3 separate regions of the Homo sapiens genome follow, and regions 1 and 2 are each linked to region 3. The links are chromatin contacts, found by Hi-C or POLR2A ChIA-PET in ENCODE. All regions are on one chromosome and are shown on one strand. Each heading gives the region's core, a stretch centred on a gene start or an enhancer-like site at or near the end of the contact. The rest is flanking DNA. Distances are from core to core; before and after follow the strand shown.

Region 1 (3,058 bases), core at 378-2,877, 50 kb before region 3:
CAGAAATGGGAATCCAGCTATCTGCTAATAAGCCAGATATTAAATTAATGAGATTTGCAAAACAGTAAGACAATGCTACCCTTCTCATTAAATATTTTTGGTTTTGGAAAATATACTTACTATTCATATAAGTATGATATTTATGACAACATGTAATATATTTATTGTTATCTTAAGTAAGTTTAAAAAATTATCAGTTTTAATTTCAAATAGAAAACATCAATAAACGCTACCTATATAAAACAGAAGCTTTTTGGGAGCCTTAATAATTTTAAGAGTGTGAAGAAGCACTGGGACTAAAAAGTCTGAGAACCATGGCCTTTCATATATCAAGGATGTGAACAGATCTTATGCTACCAAGCTTTTGTCATTCTATTAGGCAAATGGTAAGTTCCTTAGAAAAGAATTCAAACACGCTGGGCACGTGTAAGTGTTTAAATACTTTGACAAAAGCCACCATGAGGGGCTCCATCCTTAAGGTGCCACAGTCGACTGAGATTACCTCTAACAGTCCTGAGCCAGCTTGCTCTAGAAACTATAATGCATGTGCTGTTAGGGAAGAAGCCGGAGAGCTGAGGATGAGAGAAGCTGGTAGCTATGGGGCCCAGAGAAGGGAAGGAGAGCCCTGGGATTAAATTAATAAGTTTTGGGGAAATACTTGTGGGTAGGGGTCCTGGGTATCTACAAATTTCCTCCCTTTAGCATTATTCCTTGAGAGCAGAAAACCCATTTGCAGAATTCAGCTACTGCCTGCACTGTGGTTTTTGTGAAGACAGTAATTAGTAGCTTGCAGTGGATTTCATGTGAAAGTTATAGTGGCTCCAGGCTAGACCAGAGATGGATACATGTCCAAATGTTTAAGTCAATGTTTAAATGGCCGAACCATAAAACGTTTGAATTTGATTCCAATTCCTGTAAAGCAGACCCCATCTTGCAACTTCTTGGGACTATATTCTGCTTCTCTCACAGTTCGTTGACAAAACCTCTTTCCTGCCAACAGAGGTTTATTAGCACATTAGTGCTCGCCCTCACATTCCATTTTGAGAAAAACCTCACATACCCACAGCCAAAAGTCATTTTCATTCTATTTGCAGAAGCCAAAGAATAGCATCTTCATATCACTTTGATCAGAGTTACAGTCTCCATAAGAGAAGAAAAAATTGCAGCAACTCTTCAATGACACAGTTTTTCTTGGACTACTAGAGGCGCATCAGTGATAAGGGTGGAGAGATGTACAGTCCTGTTTTGGGGTCCAAATAAGTCCCTTTAACATTAATACCCAAATTTCAATGATTTATTTTTCCTTCTCCCATTGAATTGCATTGTTAAAATTACCCTCAATGATTTCAGAAGTCCTCAAAATAGGGTGTCTCTGTTATGCTAACGAAGGGGCCCAATCACCTTGGAAATGAACTTATAAGAGCCTTAGTTAGCCATCTAACTAAGTATCCTCCCGTTCTAGCACTTTAAAAATTCTACTTAGCGTTATCTGGAATTGTCTTTTTAATTTATACCAGTGTGTGTTCTGACTCACTCCTTCCATTAGAATATAACTCCTGGAGGCAGAAATTCTGTCTTGCTCATACTATTTTCCTGGCACCTAGAACAGTGCCTGGCTTTCAGTATTTGTTGAGTAAAAGAATGAAGTTACAGTGCCCCTTCTGAAAATGCTTTTTCTCCAGGAACAGTCATGCTCCTCTGATGGAGTCCACACTGAACCTCAGTTTTAATCTCTACTAACATTTGTGGTTGTATCTTTGCAAGGACAGGCTCAGAGAGAAGCATAAGGTGGGGTTTCTGCCACGGAATTGCCTGTAGTCTACTTGAGTGCTGTATTGTCAGTTAGGGTCCTGCAGGAACAGAAGATAAACCCTCATTGGGTAATTTGAAGTGAGGCTGATAAAGGGACTATCTATAAAGATATGAGCAAGGTTGAGAGGATCTAATGAAGGATGCTACTATTCCCTTCAGCTAGTAATGACAGGGAGCTGTTGTCTCCCCATAACCCCAGGAATGTGGTTCTAAGGAGAGGGCCAGCCAAGTGGACCTGGAATACTCCAGAGGAAACACGGCCAGCTTTGCCATGTGCTTCCATGACAGAGCCAGAATTATGAAGGGAAGCCAGAGAAGCCGAAAACTAACAGGGGGAGAAGGGAGAGAAGAGGGAGAAAGAGTAGAGAATAAAGACTTCTTGGACCTGCATGGTGTGAAAAGAAATGCCTTATGGTCCAGCATCTTCTGGATTCAGCGTGTGTTTGTGATTGTCTGATAAGAACATTGCAACGCTCTCAACACCGTGACAACCGTCATTCCCCAGTCGATCCTGAAAAAGTATCTGTAGATCCTTAGGTCTCTGGAGTATTTAGAGTATAGCATCTCTTAATATTAATCATCTTTACAGGAGAACCTTCAGGAGTGAGGCTAACTCATCTGTGCCACTTAATGCCGGAGTAACAAAGCCCCCATCCACTGAGGACGGAGAGAGCAGATTGTAAGGAGAGAGCAGATTGTGTGGAGAGGCAGGGGTTTCTGTCACGTAGAAAGCATCTTGTACAATGTCTGACACACAGCAAGTGACCAAAATGTGGTGAGTAATAATGATATCAGGCTCCCGACAGGTAACTTGACTCTTTTAGGTTTCTGAAGCCGGTCTAGAAGCAAGCTGAGCTGGACCTATATCAGAAGACCCCAGCAGCCCTGCCCCGAGTTGTACTCAGCGGCAGAAAATCCAGCCAAATTCACACTCAGGCAGTCTGGCTGCAGCATCTGCTCTCTAAACCTTGTGGGTGCCCCACCCGTAGCCCCTCAGTACTTGCTGTTCTTGGACACACCAGAGGCTGCTTACTGCCAGCCTTATGCTCTCTCCTCAGGGCTTTCTCTGGTTGCAGGCACAAGTAGACCAAAAGTACCAGAGAGTTAAAATCCAGGAACATCTCTCATCTAGCAGCCTAGACTTGGTGACTGAGTACTCCGAAGAGTCTCTGCTCAGCTGGGATGGCTCTCAAACTGGTTCTTCACAGTCCTTCCCCGGCTCCTAGCAGGACTGAGTCCTGGCTGC
Region 2 (3,217 bases), core at 210-2,709, 60 kb after region 3:
TTACTCATGAAAACCTTCTATGTGCTTTTACATGTCATCTTGCTATTTTATCCTCAACACAACCCTGTTCAGAAGGTAAAATAGGATAATGTATCATGCCAGGAACTCTTATCTGAGAGATGCTTGAATAGTGCTTTCATCCAAGGGAAGAGCATGCCTTCTTTACTCATGTCTTTCTCCATGTTCTGCCAAACTTCATGAGCTGGTTACACAGATGCCATCTAATGCAGTACAGGAGGGGCCATCAATGCATCCACCTTAACTCATTCAGGGTCCCATCGTTGCCATGTGTGAGTCCCAGCAGTAAGAGTGAATGATGCTGTCAAACAAGAGCCAACATTCAGGACGACTGTCATTGCACCCTAACATCTAGAGTCTTGGTGGCTTAGCTGCAATTAGGTTGGGAAATAATATGCCTCCCACCTCATAGATGGACACAAGCTTCTCTGCAGCTCATGCCAGATGATGGCCAGGACTCTCCTATCAAAATAAATGGATATCAAAATTCCTTTCCAGGAGGAACATGAGACATGGGATTACTGACAAGGAAATGCAAGATAGTCAAGGATCTTCAGACAATCATGTTCTGGGAAGCTTGAGGTCATGGTAAGAGCTTAGAATGGGGACTTTGAGAATTGACTGCAAATCCTGCTCCATTACAGACAAGCTTTTGACTTTGGAAGAATCTCAAAATGGAGAATTTGAGCCAGACAATTTCCAAAGTCCTTTCCAATTTCATCTCAAAAAACAGAATCACTGAAAACTGAATTTGTTCTGCAACGTGCAGTTGACATAACAGGAATTGTTACTGCCTCAACAAAGCATCATACTTCTACTTTTAAAATAGAATGGAATATAACCCAATTACCATGACAAAAACTGGTCATAGCCATCCTAACACAACCAGACTAGATGCATGAAGTGTTGCAGCAAGGAAGGAAGCCATAGGATCAAAAGAATTAACAGACATCCTGACCTACAAATTCACAGTGTGGATGCTGCCACTGTGAGGAGGCGAATTAGCTGCTCTGGGCTTCAGTCTGAGAAGGAGAACAACAGAGCCATTCTCTTGAGTGGGACATCAGGATCCCAGACAGGGGCGGTCATGCCAATGTAGCACAGAAAATCTCATTTGAATAAATGATTAATTTCATCCACGAGAGAGAAAAGAGATTTGGGACGTTTGACTCCTGGGCATATTTGGGTGTAAGGAGACTGTACAGTGATAAATGAACAATTGCCAAACTTGTAACTAAAACATGCATTCTTTTTAATAGCTTCCTGTATTGCTGAATTGGGTGGGGGAACCAGTGCTGATGGAAGCGTATTTCTCATCCAAATGTATATAGTATCCTCTCTCACTTTGCAGTTTCTGCAAAGTCCCTTGGGAACCAACCCTTGGCATTGTGACTTGGGCTGGCTGCACTTGGCTGGGGAACAATTCTGGAACCAACATGCCAGTTGTCCAACACCAAGGGTGCTGTCAGCACTCTGAAGATAGCAACCCTGATCATATTTGTTTTGGCCTCTCAGCCTCAAGGGCAGATGGTTGTCATGCTGACTGAGAGAAAGGTATTGTGACAGGAGCCAAAGCTAGCCAGTAAAGGACTTTGGGAGGCTTCCACACAAAATGACTATTTTCTAGAAACTTTCTAGACATTTCTAGAAACAAATGAGGCAGCAATCTGAGGATCAAAAGTTTTCTCAAATTCACGGTGCAGCAGGACTCAGGTTTGAATGGAGGCCAATAGGAATGTGACGTAACGGGCTCCCTCTTGGGTAGAGGTAGCTTCACGACCCTCACCTTGGAAAATTTCATCCCATCCCCTCATATCATGGGGATTCGTCTGGTCGATGTGGCTTTGGGGCATGGTCAACTTCTCTTGCATAAGAGTTAGGGGGAAAACCTTCATGAGGGGTCCACAGAGTGTCACAGATGGCCCTGAAGTTGCTGGACTTGGTATAGGCTTTTCCTGAGAATTCAGTAGCTCCCAAGAGAAAGAGTGAGCTGGGGTTCCACAGGGCCACGATTCCTGATGGGAGCAGTTCTACTTTTCCACATTCTTGATGAGCTCCTGTTTGGAGGAATTACTCCTTGTTATGATATGCAAACCAGAAAATATCTATTGGGCACCTATTTGGCACCCAGCACTATGGGATGACAGGATCCTCAAGGATCTCACCACCTAATCATGAACTTGAACTCTGATTAGGGGCTCACATGCTAATCACATCATCCTACTACAACATGGGATTGTCAGTGGACCACTTAATAACACTCATAAATGAATATATTGCCATTTCTAGTAGTACTTTTATTTTCTAGCTTAGCTCCTAACCTTACATATATGAGTTTTCTAGGGCTGCCATACCTAATTTCCACAAATTGTGTGCCTTAAAATAACAGAAAGGTATCCTCCCACAGTTCTGGAGGCCAGAAGTCTGAAATCAAGGTGCTGGCAGGGTGCCACTTCCTCCAGATTATGAGGAAAGATTGTGACTCCTTCAACATATGGCAGCTGCCAACATTCCTTGGCTTTTGGCTCCATCACTCCAGTCTCTGCCTCTGTGGCCACATTGCTTCCTCCTCTTCTCCTATCTGTGGCTGTCTTGGGAAAATATATGTGATTGCATTTAGGGGTAATTCAGAATACCTTTTCTCATGATCTTTAATGTGATCACCTTGGCAAAGCCCCTTTTTCCAAATGAGGTCCATTTAGATGTTCTAGGAATTAGGACCCGGACTTACTCTTTTGGAGACAACTATCTAGCCCACTACATCTTATATTTTACAGTTTTCAAAGAGATCTCACATGCACCATTTTATTTTATCACCTTAATATATTTACAATCCCAGAGCTTGAAAAAAGTAATCCAACTTTGAAATCTTTCCCAACTTTGATTTTAAAATATAATTTTCACAACTCTATGGCTCACCAGCCTTTTACTTGCCCTAAAAGATGGGAGACAGCCCCATTTATGCTGACCTTTGTCATCTCCTTCCTCTCCACGTCGGTAAATACTTTCAGTTCTTTTTCAGCTCCCTCCTCTCATTACAGCCCTTTATAACTAAGCAGAGTGGGACTAGTGCAGAGAAGCACAGGACACACAATTTAATGCTTGTTTCCTGCTATTAGCTGCCAAGCAGACTATGAAGTGTTTTTTGGCCTCTGGCCTCTAGCTCTTCTGAAGATCTGTTAATGAATATATCAGCTTT
Region 3 (3,234 bases), core at 110-2,609:
CACTGGGTGGCTAATAAGCAACAGATGTTTGTTCCCACAGTTCTGGGGGCTGGGAAGCTCAAGAGCAAGGCACCAGCAGATTCAGCATCTGGTGAGGGTCTGTTTCCTGGTTTGTATAGAAGGTGCCTTTTCCCTGTGTCCTCATATGGTGGGAAGGGCAAGGCAGCTCTCTGGGGCCTTTTTTATAAGGGCACTGATCCCACTCATGAGGACTTTCATGCCCTGATCATTTCCCAAAGGCCCCACCTCCTAATAATACCATCACATTCAGACGGCAGCAGCCTCCTCTTCATTCTGAAAACCTCCCTCAATAACAATCTTTGTTTCAAAAGGATTTCAAGGCAGAGATTTTGATACCCACTGGGGCTTTTATCCTGTTTTTCAGAGGTTTGAGAGGGTTGACAACAGCTGTGGTTGGAATAAGAGGAGTTAATGGTAATGGAAAGGAAGTTGACACCTGAGGAGGACAGTTGGGGTCACAGGATAAAGTGCCTACAAGGTTTCTATCACTGGGAAAGCTGACTGGCTAACCCTGGCTGCTTGGAACGCCGTGTCTATGCCATTCCACCTTCCTCGCAACTTGGCAGGTCTTCATCCAGACTCCATCCCTGCATTACCTTTCCTGGTCTCCATTAAGATGCAGCCTTCCCGAGGACAAGGGAACTGCTGGGCGACTTAGACAGTGAGGCCCTTTGCTGCTCATCACAACCAGCGTCTCTGGAACCCCAGAAAGGCAGCCTGGGATCAGGCGGAGGCAGACATTACTTATGGATGAAGGGGTAGAGAGCGAGTCAAGGGGTAGAGAGAGGGTCTAGGTGTAAAACGGGCACCAAACCACCACACAGGACTACCCCAGTCAGGATAAAAGGTGAGGCTATTTAAGCATCAGAACGTGCTCCCTCGACCCCAGAGCCTGCCCAGAATGTTGGGGGCTGCCACCTGCTTGCCTGCGAGGCCTCCATGCTCTCGGGCGCTCATGTTCCCATCTGCTTGCTGCAGCACTAATGAAGAAACTCGACTGCCAGGCATGCTTGGAGGAATAACTCATGAAACAGATTGTAAAGCCGGGGCCCATGACTTGCTCTTTTGGGACTTGGCACTTACGTCTCTTTTTCCATTTGCACCGACTGAGCAGGAGGCCAGGCCTCCCCGCCCGGGCCTTGCGAGCGAGGCCCCTTTCCTCTGTCCGCCAGTTCTCCCACTCGGCCCCCACACCCCCAGGAGGAGATGCAGGGGAGCTCTGCTGACGCCGAGGCCGCGCCTGCTCCACATTCCAAGCGGGACACGGCCTGAGTCCCGTGGGCCCTGCCCGGAGGCCCCTGGGTGTGAATCTGTTTCTCCCCTCTCGCTGGCTGCCGCGCCGCCTTCAGGCTTTTTTTTTTCTCGCTCTCTCTCGCCGTTCCCCGGGCAGGCAGCGTCTGCTTTTCAGCGCGCGGACATTTCCGGCTGGCGGGGGACAGAAGGGACCGCGGCCAGCCAGTTCCCGTTCCCGTTCCCGCCTGGCTGCAGGCGCAGCTGCGATGACTTCATGACTCTGCAATGGCCGCGGGGCCGGGAAACAGGGCCGGGATTGTATTAACGGGATGGAAAGTAGCAAGTTTGAAAGAGACCCGTGGCAGACTCCACCTCCTGCCTTACTACCTTTTTTTCAAAAATTGCTCTTATCTCCAGCAAAAACTCCCTGAGTGCCTTTTCCCTCTCCTGGCAGCACTGGAAGGAGGGCCGCCTTGGAAAACGTGTCCTCCTCAGACCTGAGTCCCCCGGGCCCTCCTCAGCCAGGATCAATGTAGAGGGAATGCCAAATACTCAACCGCCTTTAGGTGGGGTTTTAGGTTTGAGGGGAAATAATGAAATTTTGCATTTGAATCTGAAAATGAGTCTGGCAGCCTGAGTGGTTGGGTGAAGAAATGGCCCTGTTTCTCCTATTAGCTTGTCCTCCCACCTCGGGGAGAGTCTGACCCGGTGAGGTGGCCACAAGACCCTAAGAGCCCTGCTCCACCGAGTTCCAGAACGCGGAGAACTGAGACCCAGGCACCACGTGACTTGATTGTCAAGCTGCCTGACATTTCAGTGTGGTGGCAATGGACCTGGTGTGCCTGGGTGGGAGGAACATGTGGACATGGATTGTCAGATATGACTATGTACGTGGTGGCATTGCTTGTGATGGTGAAAAATTGGATTGTTTATCAACAGGGAATCAAACAGGGAATAAGTAAAGTGTGTGTGTGCTGTATTTATATGATGGAATTGTATACAGCAGTTAAAATAAATAAAAGTGATCTAGTTGAACTAGCCTGGGATAAGGCTCAAAAAAAAAATGAGCAATTTGCAGAATGAAACTGCAGTATGAAACCATTTATGTAAGAAAAGAATGAGGGCGAGGGAGAGAGAAAGAAGAAAAGAAAAACAAGAAAAACCCTCATGAAGAAATACCGCTCTCTGTGCTGCACTATAGGCTACTATAGACCATATATAAAAGGACTGCAAGGCTAAATCCCCAAACCCCAAACTATCCAAGGGGAGGGTTCAGAGGGATAGAAATTGGAGAATGTGGTCAAAAGGCACTTTTGAGTAAATGTCCTAATATTTCAGAAGAGAATGAATTCACTTATTTCTTATGTAATTAAAAATTCATTACAAAATAGGGGAAAATGAAGTGTTAGTGGTTTACAAACTTCATCCATCCAGATTGAGCAGATGTGGAGCTTTGCCATTGACTTATTTGTGAGTAATTAGTGGTTTCGGTTTTTTTTTCTTTTGCTGAGATGCAGCAAATTGATATGATTAAAAGGGTGAGACAAGGTATGTGTGAGTGTGCGTGTTCATAAATCAACAGGTGACTGTGTTAAGTAACCCTCAAGAGAGTCCTTTTTCAAGTAGTTAGTCTGTCATACGTGGCCTTGCTGAGCCGCAGGGTCATCATCCCGTCAGGCCAAACACGGGGCTGCAGCATTTATTGCTCTAATTGTGCTGTTTAGAAACAGGTGACACACAAAGGCTAGGGAGCCCTGATCTGTTTTTGGAGACCTGCCGTCTCCCTTTGTACCTTCCACTTGGAAAATCTTGCAGGTAGACATCAATTAGCAATGCAAACACCATGTTGGAAATTCACTTTATTTGGGGGCTTGTTGGGGGGGGGTGGTCAGGTAAGTGAATAATTTAGCTAAGAATTCTGCAAACCCAAAGGTAGTGATTACTATAGACAGAGATTTTAAAATATGGATGAAGCTTGTG

The links. A loop is a pair of places that touch in the nucleus more often than their neighbours do. ChIA-PET counts read pairs that join two places held with the same protein, here RNA polymerase II (POLR2A). Pooled maps may share reads with other maps.
Region 1: a loop to region 3 is called in a map of ascending aorta, with 4 times the contacts of the local background. The contact joins the enhancer-like site here to the promoter of LINC02872 in region 3. A Hi-C loop is called at or near these places in 4 of 168 maps with a recorded cell type or tissue (PC-9, ascending aorta, transverse colon and 1 more) and 3 of 50 pooled maps. POLR2A ChIA-PET finds 5 or more read pairs at or near these places in 2 of 52 experiments (GM12878 and MCF 10A).
Region 2: a map of pancreas shows a loop between it and region 3 (4-fold over the local background). The contact joins the enhancer-like site here to the promoter of LINC02872 in region 3. A Hi-C loop is called at or near these places in 9 of 168 maps with a recorded cell type or tissue (Right ventricle myocardium superior, adrenal gland, cardiac septum and 6 more) and 7 of 50 pooled maps. POLR2A ChIA-PET finds 5 or more read pairs at or near these places in 1 of 52 experiments (H1).

What each region holds. Positions count from the first base shown.
Region 1 is chr9:87,197,465-87,200,522 of GRCh38, reverse strand. LOC105376126 (a long non-coding RNA gene) reads left to right here. Exons shown (of 15, transcript XR_007061642.1): 13 at 2,402-2,587. Among named protein-coding and RNA genes, the nearest start is that of LINC02872, 50 kb to the right of the region's middle. RefSeq lists an enhancer at 162-663. Within about 2 kb of position 1,627, at least 5 of the 41 ENCODE cell types and tissues checked have a DNase peak (open chromatin) inside an H3K27ac peak, as active enhancers do; they include ascending aorta, where a contact is called at or near this core.
Region 2 is chr9:87,086,657-87,089,873 of GRCh38, reverse strand. No RefSeq gene overlaps it. Among named protein-coding and RNA genes, the nearest start is that of LINC02893, 46 kb to the right of the region's middle. Within about 2 kb of position 1,459, at least 2 of the 41 ENCODE cell types and tissues checked have a DNase peak (open chromatin) inside an H3K27ac peak, as active enhancers do; they include heart right ventricle, where a contact is called at or near this core.
Region 3 is chr9:87,146,769-87,150,002 of GRCh38, reverse strand. LINC02872 (long intergenic non-protein coding RNA 2872) reads right to left here and starts at 1,359. Exons shown (of 2, transcript NR_161226.1): 1 at 1,105-1,359. RefSeq lists enhancers at 740-1,247, 1,248-1,756.